2 separate regions of the Mus musculus genome follow, and region 1 is linked to region 2. Evidence: chromatin loops called from intact Hi-C (ENCODE). Cell type or tissue: gastrocnemius. All regions are shown on one strand. Each heading gives the region's core, and the rest is flanking DNA. Links, peaks and the distances in the headings are about the cores only.

Region 1 (5,376 bases), core at 260-5,259, 190 kb before region 2:
GTTCTCTCATGTCTCCTGGACATGATTCCCACCCGGGTCCGAGTGGAAAGCGTCTGGCAGCCCTCCTAGGTCTGCCTGCCCAGAGCATAGGAGGAACTCTGGCCAGACGTGGGCTATCCTCCCTTCCCCCTCCTGCTCTTGCCCCTCTTTAGTACCTGAAAGAAAATAAAACTTGAGACCTGTGATTCATGTAATTTATGTCAAATAGCCAAAGAGTTGTTTGTGAGCTTTGAAACCTGGGGCAGAGAACATAGCAGAACAGGCCAGGACATGCCCGGGCAGGCCCATCGTTAAGACATTCCTGAGGCTGCTTAGCCATAAAGACAAAGAGAATGACATGCTGGACTGGCCAGGAACCTCCCTATCTCCCGCCCTTCTGACCTAAGTTAAATGTTATCTACATGTACAGTCTGCTGATGTTTAAATGGACCAATCATGTTAAACTGCACCAATTCCTCCCTGCTCATATTTAAATGAACCAATCATGTGAAACCATGCCAATTCCTCCCCCAGCCCCAGCCCACTGTCTCCTGCGTGAGATATGTTTTGACATGGAGCTCCGCCATTAAACTACCTCGTGTTTTTACATCAAGGCATTCTGTTCTGTTCGTGATTCTTGGGTGCATGCTGAATCAGGAATTGAGGGGGGTTTCCCCACTAGGTTCTTTCAGTGCCCACAGTGTGCTATGTTTTGTTTCTTACAAAACAGCTGAACTGTTTTCTAGGAAGGTGAATTAGGAGAACTGAACAGATAGCGAACCTATACAGAGACATAAAAGGGGGATTTATTAGAGTGTCTTCCAGGCTGTGGTCTAGTTAGTCCAACAATGGCTGTCTACTGGTCCAGGAATCTAGTAGTTTTTCAGTTCATGACGATGGGCCTCTCGGCTGGTCTTCAGTAGACACTGGAATCCTGAGGACATAGACTCCAATGCCAGTGAATGAATGAGCTTGCCAGTGAGAGCAAGGGCAAGCAGGCAAAGAGCAAAAGAGCTTCCCTTTTCCATGTTCTTTCTATAGGCTGTCACGGGAAGGCACAGCCAGATTAAAGGTGGACCTTCCCACCTCAAAGAATCTAGATTACAGGTTAGTCTTCCCACCTTGGAAAACCTGGATTAAAAGTGGGACTTCCCACTTCAAAAGAAAAAGAGTTCTCATAGGTGTTCCCAGCAGCTTGGGTTTTACTTCATTCCAGATGAAGTCAAGTTGACAACCAAAAGTTGCCATTACAGGTGGCTGGGACATTGTATATCCACACCCACAATTTATGAGAAATTCAGTCACTGTGAACCTTTGCCAGTGTTTAGTGTGTCACTGTTTTTATTTTAACCATTTTGACAGATAAGCAATGATAGTTCACTATGGAGTTTATTTGATTAAAAACAAAGAGAAGGGGCTAGAGAGATGGCTCAGTGGTTAACAGCATTTGATGCTCTTCCAGAGGACGGGAGTTCAGTTCCCAACACCCCCATCAGGTAGCTCCCAACCAAGTGTAAGCCCAGCTCCAGGAAACCAACCAACTCTTTACCTACCATGGGCACTGCACTCAATTGAATTCATGTGTATACACACACCCACCCGGCTCATCTGGAACTGGAGTTACCATGGTTGTGAGCAGGTGCTGGGAATCAAACCTGGGTCCTCTGTAAGAAAAACAAGGACTTTCATTGATCCATCTCTCTTGTCCTGGAGAGCTTGTTGGTTTTTGTATGTTTGTCTGGATTTCTTGTTGTAGTCTTTGTGTTTGTTTTTTTGGTTGTGTGTTTGGTTAGTTAGTTGGATTTTGGTTTTTCAAGACAGGGTTTTTCTGTGTAGCCCTGGCTGTCTTGAAACTTGCTCTGTAGACCAGACTGGACTTGAACTCAGAGATATGTCTGCCTCTTCCCCACACTCCAAGTACTGGGAATAAAGGTGAGAGGGCAGCCACAACCATCACCACAGCCTGGCTGAAAAAGCTTGTCTTTTATCTGCATGCTCAGGTGCATTCTTTAGTTTTCTTAGTTTATTTAGTTTTCTTTAGGTTCTTTCATTTTCAGGTTAGACTTAACTTTCTGTCTTTAGGGCCCAGTCCCCTGAGGTGCCGGGAGTAAAGCCCTGCCAATGCAAGACATTTTTCAGTTGATTCACGATAAAACTAAACCATCTCTGTTCATCTGCTCCCCACCTCCTCGAGTTATTGCTGATCTCCCTGACACCCATACAGTCATGTGTGGATCCACGGAGGATAACCTCCCTCCAGTATTAGCTGAACACAGCTCTTCATGGTCCCCAAATGCCAATAAAAGCAACATCTAACTCACTGAACTACTTTGCTTCCTATTGCTGTGTTAAACGCTATGATCAGAAGCAACTTGGGGAGGAATGATTTCATTTCATTTGGCAGCTCACAGTCCATTATGAATGAAAAGAAGGCAGAAACTCAAGCAGGCCAGGGACCAAGAGGCAGGAATTGAAGCAGAGACCATGGAGGAGGGCTGCTTATGGTCTTGCTCCTCACAATGTGCTCAGCTTGCTTTTTTTAGAGACTATTTATTTTTAGCGTATGTATGTATGTATTTACTTATTGCTTGTCTGCATAAGATGTACATGCTATGTTCAAAGCAGCCACGAGAGGGCTCCAGATTCCCTGAAACTGGGTCAACAAATGGTCGTGAGCCACCATGGGGATTCTGGAAGTTGAAACCAGGTCCTCTAGAAGAGCAGCCAGTGTTAACCACTGAGCCATCTCTCCATCTCCTCAGATAGTATTTTTTATACACACCAGTCCCACTAATCACAGTGACTGGGCGTTCCCACACATCAATCATTAATCAATAGAATGTCTCATAGACTTGCCTACAGGCCATCTGATAGAGGCATTTTCTCAATTCAAGTTCTCGCTTCTTAGATGACTCTAATGTTAAGCTGACAAAACCACTAACCAGCACACCCCCTATCAAACACCTAAGAGAATCCATTTTGTTTTACAGGTAAGCAAGCTGGAACCCCTACAGGGTGTTGCAACTCACCCAGCAACTCACCACAGACTAAATATCGATGGATGTCAGTACCGCAGACCCTCTTGGTCCCTTATCTGCGTAGAATGAGTCTCTGATACAGGTGGGCAATGAGTTGACAGGAATTGACAGACAGACTCAACACAAGGGAGTGTGGATCTGAATGTAATTTGTCAAATCGAGCATCAAACGTTTTATACAGAAGAAAATAGGGGAGTTGGGTGACACACAAAGCAAGGTACAAAGAGGTTACTGGATTCTTACGCAAAACAGAGGAATACAAACACGGAAGAACTGGCAGGAACCAACTGGGGTAAAACTCATTGTTAACAACTGGGATCAAAGACAGCTCCCACTAAGGTCCACTTAATCTTAGAAGCCAGGGGCAAGGGCTTCATGCCCTTGCCATAGATCCTACTCTAGTCTACTGTGTAGTCCACCTTCCCCTAGGCCATTGTAAATACTTGTTTGTGTATGGGTGTAACTCAGCTACCTATAGTTCTAAGTATCTACTCTGGTTCCTCTTTAGGTCACAAATTTCCTTCTTCCCAGATAATGGTAAATTTCTGAGAAGGGCAGTGACTTAGCAAGGTCTGATCAAGGACTGCCTAGAATCTAACTTAGTTATATGTCAAAATATCAATCCTTAGGAGCACTTGTAATAAAGCAATATTAAGGGAAAGCACACAGATCCGTTTATCAACTAAAGCAAGGGCATTGGAGCATTCTTTATACAGGAAACTACAGTTCAAGGAGACCTAGTTTCCGTGAACTTTTCGCCTCAGGATAGCGCCCAGGTTTTCAGGACCTATTGGGCTGGTCACTACTGGAGTGGATGTAGCATGTCAGAATGCCAGAATGTGTGTCTGTGGTACGGCTGACATCTTCTATCTGTCCAGTTGTCTGTCCGGTCTATCTAGCCACCTTTTCTAAGGTCCAAATCACAAGTTTCTTCCAGGCTACAAGGACTCTCTCTGATCACTGATTTGAGTATCCAGACTGAATCTGTCTCTGTCAAACAAGGAAAAACTGTTGACAGTTCCCTGTGCCTGAGGATGTAATAAACTCTGTAAGCCGAGTCAGATCCACCTAGTGGGAAACTAAATAGCTCTCCCTGGCTCCTGTTTGAACCTGGGGCTCAGGCACAGGAATGCAAAGAGAGGCCCACCCCCATGTCCCTCCTCAGGTGCCCTACCTGGCTGTTTCCTTCCTTCTAACTCAGGAGCACTGCTCCCCAGTCCCTTACTTCTCTAATCTTCCTTCCGGAGTGAACACAGTCAACACAGATTTTCACACTAAGACACATGACTCCCAGCCCTGATGTGAGCTAAGATCAGTTGAGTAGAATGCTGAAGAATATTCATGAGGCCTGGCAGGATGTCTTTAGTGGATAAAAAGGCTTATTACCAAGCTTAATTGAACCTGTGGACAAATGTGGTTTGGGAGTTGAAGCTTGAGAGCCCTGGTCTTACCCTTCAGTGCAAGCCTGGAGCAGCCATTTATTTCCTAAGGCAAAACATAGAAACATTAAACAGGGAGAGGAGACCCAGCCTCAGAGTTCTGGTGTGACAGCCATGCGAAGCAGCAGTACATGTTATCCAGCTCAATCAGTGAATGGTCCCAGCCCAGGACCATTCTCCACCTCACATAACAGGTCCCACATAACAGCGCAGTAAGCCCCATTATGTACCCAGTAGCTTTTCTTTTCTTTTTCTTTTTTTTTTTTTTTGGTGTTTGTTTGTTTGTTTGTTTGTTTAGAGACAGGGTTTCTCTGTATAGCCCTGGCTGTCCTGGAACTCACTTTGTAGACCAGCCTGGCCTCGAACTCAGAAATCTGCTGCCTCTGCCTCCCGGGTGCTGGGATTAAAGGTGTGCGCCACCACGCCGGGCCCCAGTAGCTTTTCTATCCCAGTGTTTCAAACTCCTTCCACAATCCTTCCCAAAACACGGGACCAGCTCTTAACAATACCCTGCTTCTGGTACCAACTACAGTTTCTATCTTAGTTACTTTTCTGTTAGTGTGATAAAACACTGGAAAAAAAAAAACAATGTGAGGACAGAGTGTTTATTTCAGCTTACAGTTTATGGGCCATCTGGAAGGGAAGTCAGGCCACCAACACAAGGCAGGAACCTGGGGGTTTGTGGACTGCATCCTGGCTTGCTCCCCCTGGGTTGCTCAGTTTGCTTTTTTATATCCCCCAGCATCACATCAATTGAAACCAAGAACATACTCAATGATCTTGCTTATAGGCAGTCTGATAGAGGCATTTTTTCTGTTGAAGTTCCCTCTTCTCAAGAAGACTCTAGCTTGTGTCAAGTAGACAAAAAACAAACAGCAGACAGGGATTCTGTCACACATCTTGCAATAATAATAAATGTA
Region 2 (5,355 bases), core at 356-5,355:
CCTGCTTCCTCAGCCCCTCCCAAGGCTTGCCTGCCCAGTTGTTTGTCTTACTTTCTGCTAGGTCCCACCAGCCTGGCTAGGCAACTGAGAGGAAAGCCTCTCTCTTGGCCTTCACAGGCCCTGCTCCCTTTAGAGAAGGAACAAAGCTAGTGTCCCACCTCTCTGCATATATACCAGTGGCAGGTCTCAGTTGATAGAGCCCCCTCTGCCCACTGTAAGAAGCACTTGTTTGTCTCCATGGCATGACTATAGGCTTGTGCTCTGCCCCTTGACCACAACATTGGTTCCCAGGGCAGGCACCACGGAGCTCAGAGGTGTAGGAGGCACTGATTTGTGGTGCCAGCACAGACCCTGGCAGAGCCACCCAGGCCTGTGGTTAAGCTTCAGCCCCTCCCTTTCTCATGATGATGGCGGCTCAGGCTGGGGCCAGAGTACGCAGACGATGAATGTGTGCTTAGCTTCTGCCCTGGGCTAGGATCAGGACCTAGTACTTGGCTCCACACCTTTCCTTTTTTCAAGAGTGGGGAGTAGGCACATGTGATGGGATACAGCAAGCACAAATTTAAGCACTGATGGCAGGTCCCTTTATCATTAAGGGGATTAAGGTCAGAGCACGTGGCCTCAGTGATCAATAAATCTGTATTTCTTTCCTGGTAGGACTGACAAGCCAACCCCGCTGACCAACAAAGGACAGCCGAGAGGACCTGGTAATTATTTAACTTGGAACAGGTTGATCCTGCAGGGATGGGGTGGGGTGGAGTTGGGGTTGGGGGGTATGGATTTTAGGTAGCTAGCTGGTCAGGTATAAAGAAGTTCACTGCCTTATACAGGTCTTTTCTCTTGAAACCACCAAACTTGTGGAGAGTCCTGCTTTCAGATATAACCTTGTGATTCTTACATTGTCTTACAGTTAAAGTGGATGGATAGGGATGGGGTGTTCTATAAAGTTGCTTTGTCATGGCCCTAACGCAGTGGATCTCTCTGCACAGAAGCTTCGGGTCCTCTGTCCAACGCCATGGCCCTGCAGCCCCCAGCACCCATGCCTAGGAAGTCACAGGCGGTAAGTGCACAAGCCTGCTATCCTGCTACTAGTCAGAGGGCTCCGAGGCAGCCGGGCTCTGTTGCTCCTTGGAGGAGGGCTGGGAGCTTCTTTCTGGTGCTGTTTCATGATCTGGGGAGCTGGCCAGCTTGGCCCTCTGCTCATCATCCCCATGAGCACCAGACCCCAGGTGTTTCATTTCCTGCCTCTGCCCAGGCTCCTGCTACACCCAGCCAGCCCCACTTGCTTGACCTCTGTGGGTTTCCGAGCCTAGGCACATGGCTCATGAGGCAAGCAGAAAGCATGAGGCCTGTTCTCTGGCTAAGAACTTGGCTTCCTACAACCCTAGCCTTCACACTTCCTTTTCTGATGTAGACCAAGTCAAAGCCCAAGCGAGTGAAAGCACTCTACAACTGCGTGGCTGACAACCCAGACGAGCTGACTTTCTCTGAGGGCGACGTGATCATTGTGGATGGGGAAGAGGATCAGGAGTGGTGGGTGAGTCGGGGTGGGGTCACAGGGGCCTGTGCGCAAGTCAAGGTGGGGCCATGGGGGCCTGTGCACAAGTCAGGGTGGGGCCATGGGGTGTGTCTGTGCACAAGTCAGGGTGGGGCGACGGGGCCTGTGAACAGTGGAAGCTCTCAGCCTAAGCAATCTGGATCTGGTGCTGCTACCAGTCTGATGAGCAGTGCCTTCCTCATCTCTGGTGTCTCCTGTGTGGGCACCTTCTTCTGAGTGGGCCTGATCTGTCCCTCAGGTGAACACCTCACTATAATGATGGGTAGACCACTTAGGCTACATTTTCATAACACGCTTGACCTGAACCAAGAGCCTTGGGGCCCTAGATTTTCACTGCCAATTTATGGAGCAAGGCATCCAGAGAGCTGGGCTCCAGGGCGGAGTCCTCATGTCTTTTTGATCCCGACAAAAGCTTTATGCTGCTCAGCATCCAGGTAGTATAAGAGTGGCATGGACACTGGGCTTCTCCCAGAAGCCCTTGCAACTCAGACTCAACCCCTTACAAGCTGAGGACCTTGGCAGCAGGTGCTTGGGGTCTATAGACCTGGGTGACATCATTTCTGCGAGGAAGTTGTCCACAGCACTGTGGCAAAGACGCCATGAGAAGCAGCAGTGATGAGACAAGGCGGGGTGGGGTTCAGGAATTAACCAGTGGAATGGGGTATACACAGAAAGCACTTGGCAGGGTCTGCCACCCAGTGGCCACTCGTGGCCCTGCTGCATAGACAAGTATTTCAAAAGGTACCTCAGGACTTGGAGAGGACTTTGCTTGACAGTTGCAGGGAGTTTGACCTGATCTGTAACTGCCCCCCCTGCAAGTCCCCCACCCCCACCCCCCCACCCGCTCTGTGATCAGCCTCCCTCAGCACAGGCCCATTAAGGGCCATAGCTACCAAACTCCCAACTCCTCTACATGCTAAGTTCCTGCACATGGCCGGGCCTGGTGAGAATCCAGCACTGTCTGAGAACCTGGTCTTGCCCCTCAGCATAAACACAGATCAATACCCATCAGTTGGAAGCAGGCATGGAATCACACCATGTTACATACTACCTTATGAAGGAGACACTGACCTGACACACAGGCTTAGCCATGTGTAAAGTATCTATTTCCAAAAGTACAAAAAATTCAGACAGGTGCAAAAGAAGTGAATGTTAGCCGTAACTAGAGGGCCCACCCTTCCTGAGGACCCACAGTTCTCAGTGCTGTTTTTAAAAAAAAAAAAAAAAAAAGCACACTTTGGCAATTTTCCTTTAGAGTTTGCCAATATCATAAACATGGCTGAGATTGTACGTGGCTATAATTGTTATTACCCAGACTGCATGTTTTTAAGCCTTTCTACAAATGCCTGATAAAATATGGAGACACATCATACTTTCTCCAAGTATATGACTTTGAGTATAGTTTCTTTATTCATATACTAAGTGGAGAGTGGGCCAGATGACTTCCCTGTTGTCTTCCATATTGCTGGGGCCCAGGGGCAACATCTGTGTTCACCTGGAGCCATCTGAGGGTATGCGAGGCTTGTGGGAGGAGGCAGGAGCTCTAGCAAGCACAGACAGGAAGGAAAAAGAAAGGACAGCCGGGCGGTTTTTCTATCATTCTTTAGCGGAAGAGATTCCTCTGAACAGATGCTGTGTTGCCCCTTCATGTTTGTAACACTTGTAACCCAAACTTGCTCATTTCAGATCGGCCACATCGATGGAGAGCCCAGCCGCAAAGGAGCGTTTCCCGTATCGTTTGTGCACTTTATTGCTGACTAAACTGCCACTGAACAAAAGCCTTTGTTTAACCGTTATGTTCCGTTTTGTTACTGGTACCAAGGCTAGCCATAGCCAGTCTCACGGACTGTGTTATACGGCAGCCCATCTTTTCATGATACTGTCCTGTTCTGAAAACTCAGAGTCGAGTTTTATATATAAGCAGGTTGTTGTTTTAATAAGTTGTGGTTTTTACAAAACATTGTTATACTTTTACTAGGAAAAGCAATTTCCTTAAGGGGGCGGTGAGAAGCTATTTAACTGTATACCCAGGATCCTGTATTTCCAGGAGTAGCTGAGCCTAAAAACAGCTTAAACAAATTTGGGGGATTCTTAGTTTTCCTTAGCCCAATTCCGACATTGGTTATCTTGTTTAGCACAGTCAGCTTAGCAAGCCAGCACCATACTGCTTCCAGGTCTGTCGCCCTACCCTGGACCTTGTCCACCAATGCCATCCATTCACCTTTAAAGACATGTATTCCTTTGAAACTCAGCCAGTGTCTATTTAAAGCAACTTGGCAATTTATACGTTAGCCTTGTACTTTTCCCCATCTGTGAGGTGGCAGCTGCCATGATCTCCCGCATGTTTGTAGGACCCATGTTGTGAACAGTCATACCTAGCACACTACTGATGGGTTATTACAACACAGCTAACAGCAGGCTGTTCTACACCAGGTAGTTTAAGCTGCAGATCCTGAATTTGGTTAAAAACTAAGGATGATGGATTGCAGAGCAGCTCTTTAAACTAGCTCGCATGCCTGGGGGTTTGAGGATTTGCCTCGTTCAGCATCCCGTCACACAGGTAGAATATGTGGTGCGGGCCACAGTAAGCACATTCTTCCGTGTCCTGGTGCGTGCTCCTGCCCTCCCCTCCCAGCTCCTGAGGACACCCGCTCAGCTTAGTTCTTGTCTTAATAGGATTCTCCAAAAGGAATGGTAGCTACACTGTCTTGAAACTTAGCCTATCCAATTGTTTGTAGTCAAGAACATATCAGAAATCTGTAGACCTTGGGGAGCCCAGTGCCCCCAAACATCCCAGTTACACTATGTAAGCCCATCGCATCACTCCTAAACTTACACTATGTGGGGTGGGGGAGGGGAACTAGGTTGTATATGATAAAAATCAAAACTCATTAGTTTCATGAACTTGACTGTCATACCTCTACTTAATAACATTAAGCACAGGTAAGAGCCGTGGTTAGGATATGGGAAATGAAAGAGGCAAGCATAAGGCCTGAACGAAAGCTGGAGTTTGAGCAAAAGGAATGGATTGAGGGTTAAGCTTGACAGTGAGGCGATGTTGCTGCCGGAAGTGGCACACTTGATCGAAGCAGCCCCTTCTTTATGCTCTTTGTGCAAGGCTCTTACAAGCTCAGAGCTCTCTCTTTGTTTCTTTCAAGGAAAACAGGACAAACTGGAATGTCTTAGGATGCTATATAGTGATTGCTTCCTGTCTTTCAGATTCTGGGTGAAAATGTGTTAGATCTGTAATTGATCTCTCTCTCTCTCTCTCTCTCTCTCTCTCTCTCTCTCTCTCTCTCTCTCTCTCTCTCTCTCTCTCTCTGCTCCCCCAACACTACATCTGTTTTTCACTACTTGTTAATTTCTGTCCCTTTAGCCCTTCTCATCACTTTTCTCGTAGACTTAAGAGCGTGAACAGATGCGTTTTGCACATTGCACTTCCCAATACCTTTTACAGTGCCTCCCCCACCCCCACCCCCACCCCCACACGCATCTGTATCATCGGTCTTAGGTACCTGGTGCCAGCTCTCTGAGGAATCTAGTTGATTTATGTCAACATTTTAACTCCAGTCCCAAGCTAATCTATCAGGTTCACTGGTACATAAATACCTAGGAAATATTTTTCCGCTCTCTAATTTGGTGGCACTATTGTGCAGTAATGGGTAGTCCTTTTTACCAGAAGAGAAGTTCTATTGACTTCCCTCCTTAATTGTCCTTCCTGTTACTCGCTCTTTGCAAACTGAGAAGAGAAAGCAACTGAAAGGAAAGCATTGTAGATATCTATTTATATTTAAAGT

What was found. Hi-C counts contacts between places; a loop is a spot of excess contacts. Peaks named below come from ENCODE experiments on the same cell type or tissue, not always from the same donor. Only the 100,000 strongest peaks of a DNase experiment are listed, where the experiment ranks them.
Region 1: it touches region 2 in a loop (4-fold over the local background); 17 of 42 quality-filtered maps call a loop at or near these places.

The regions. Positions count from the first base shown.
Region 1 is chr12:21,073,338-21,078,713 of GRCm38, forward strand. No RefSeq gene overlaps it. Among named protein-coding and RNA genes, the nearest start is that of Asap2, 36 kb to the right of the region's middle. In gastrocnemius, for the core only: a CTCF peak has its summit at 2,605 (motif pointing right); a DNase peak (open chromatin) is centred at 2,610.
Region 2 is chr12:21,264,474-21,269,828 of GRCm38, forward strand. It overlaps Asap2 (ArfGAP with SH3 domain, ankyrin repeat and PH domain 2), which reads left to right. Exons shown (of 29, transcript NM_001135192.1): 26 at 658-707; 27 at 990-1,060; 28 at 1,415-1,537; 29 at 3,245-5,355. The coding sequence ends at 3,319. It overlaps Itgb1bp1 (integrin beta 1 binding protein 1), which reads right to left. Exons shown (of 7, transcript NM_008403.5): 7 at 5,329-5,355. Among named protein-coding and RNA genes, the nearest start is that of Gm40855, 16 kb to the left of the region's middle. In gastrocnemius, for the core only: a CTCF peak has its summit at 2,256 (motif pointing left); DNase peaks (open chromatin) are centred at 2,245 and 3,815; H3K27ac peaks cover 1,584 bases.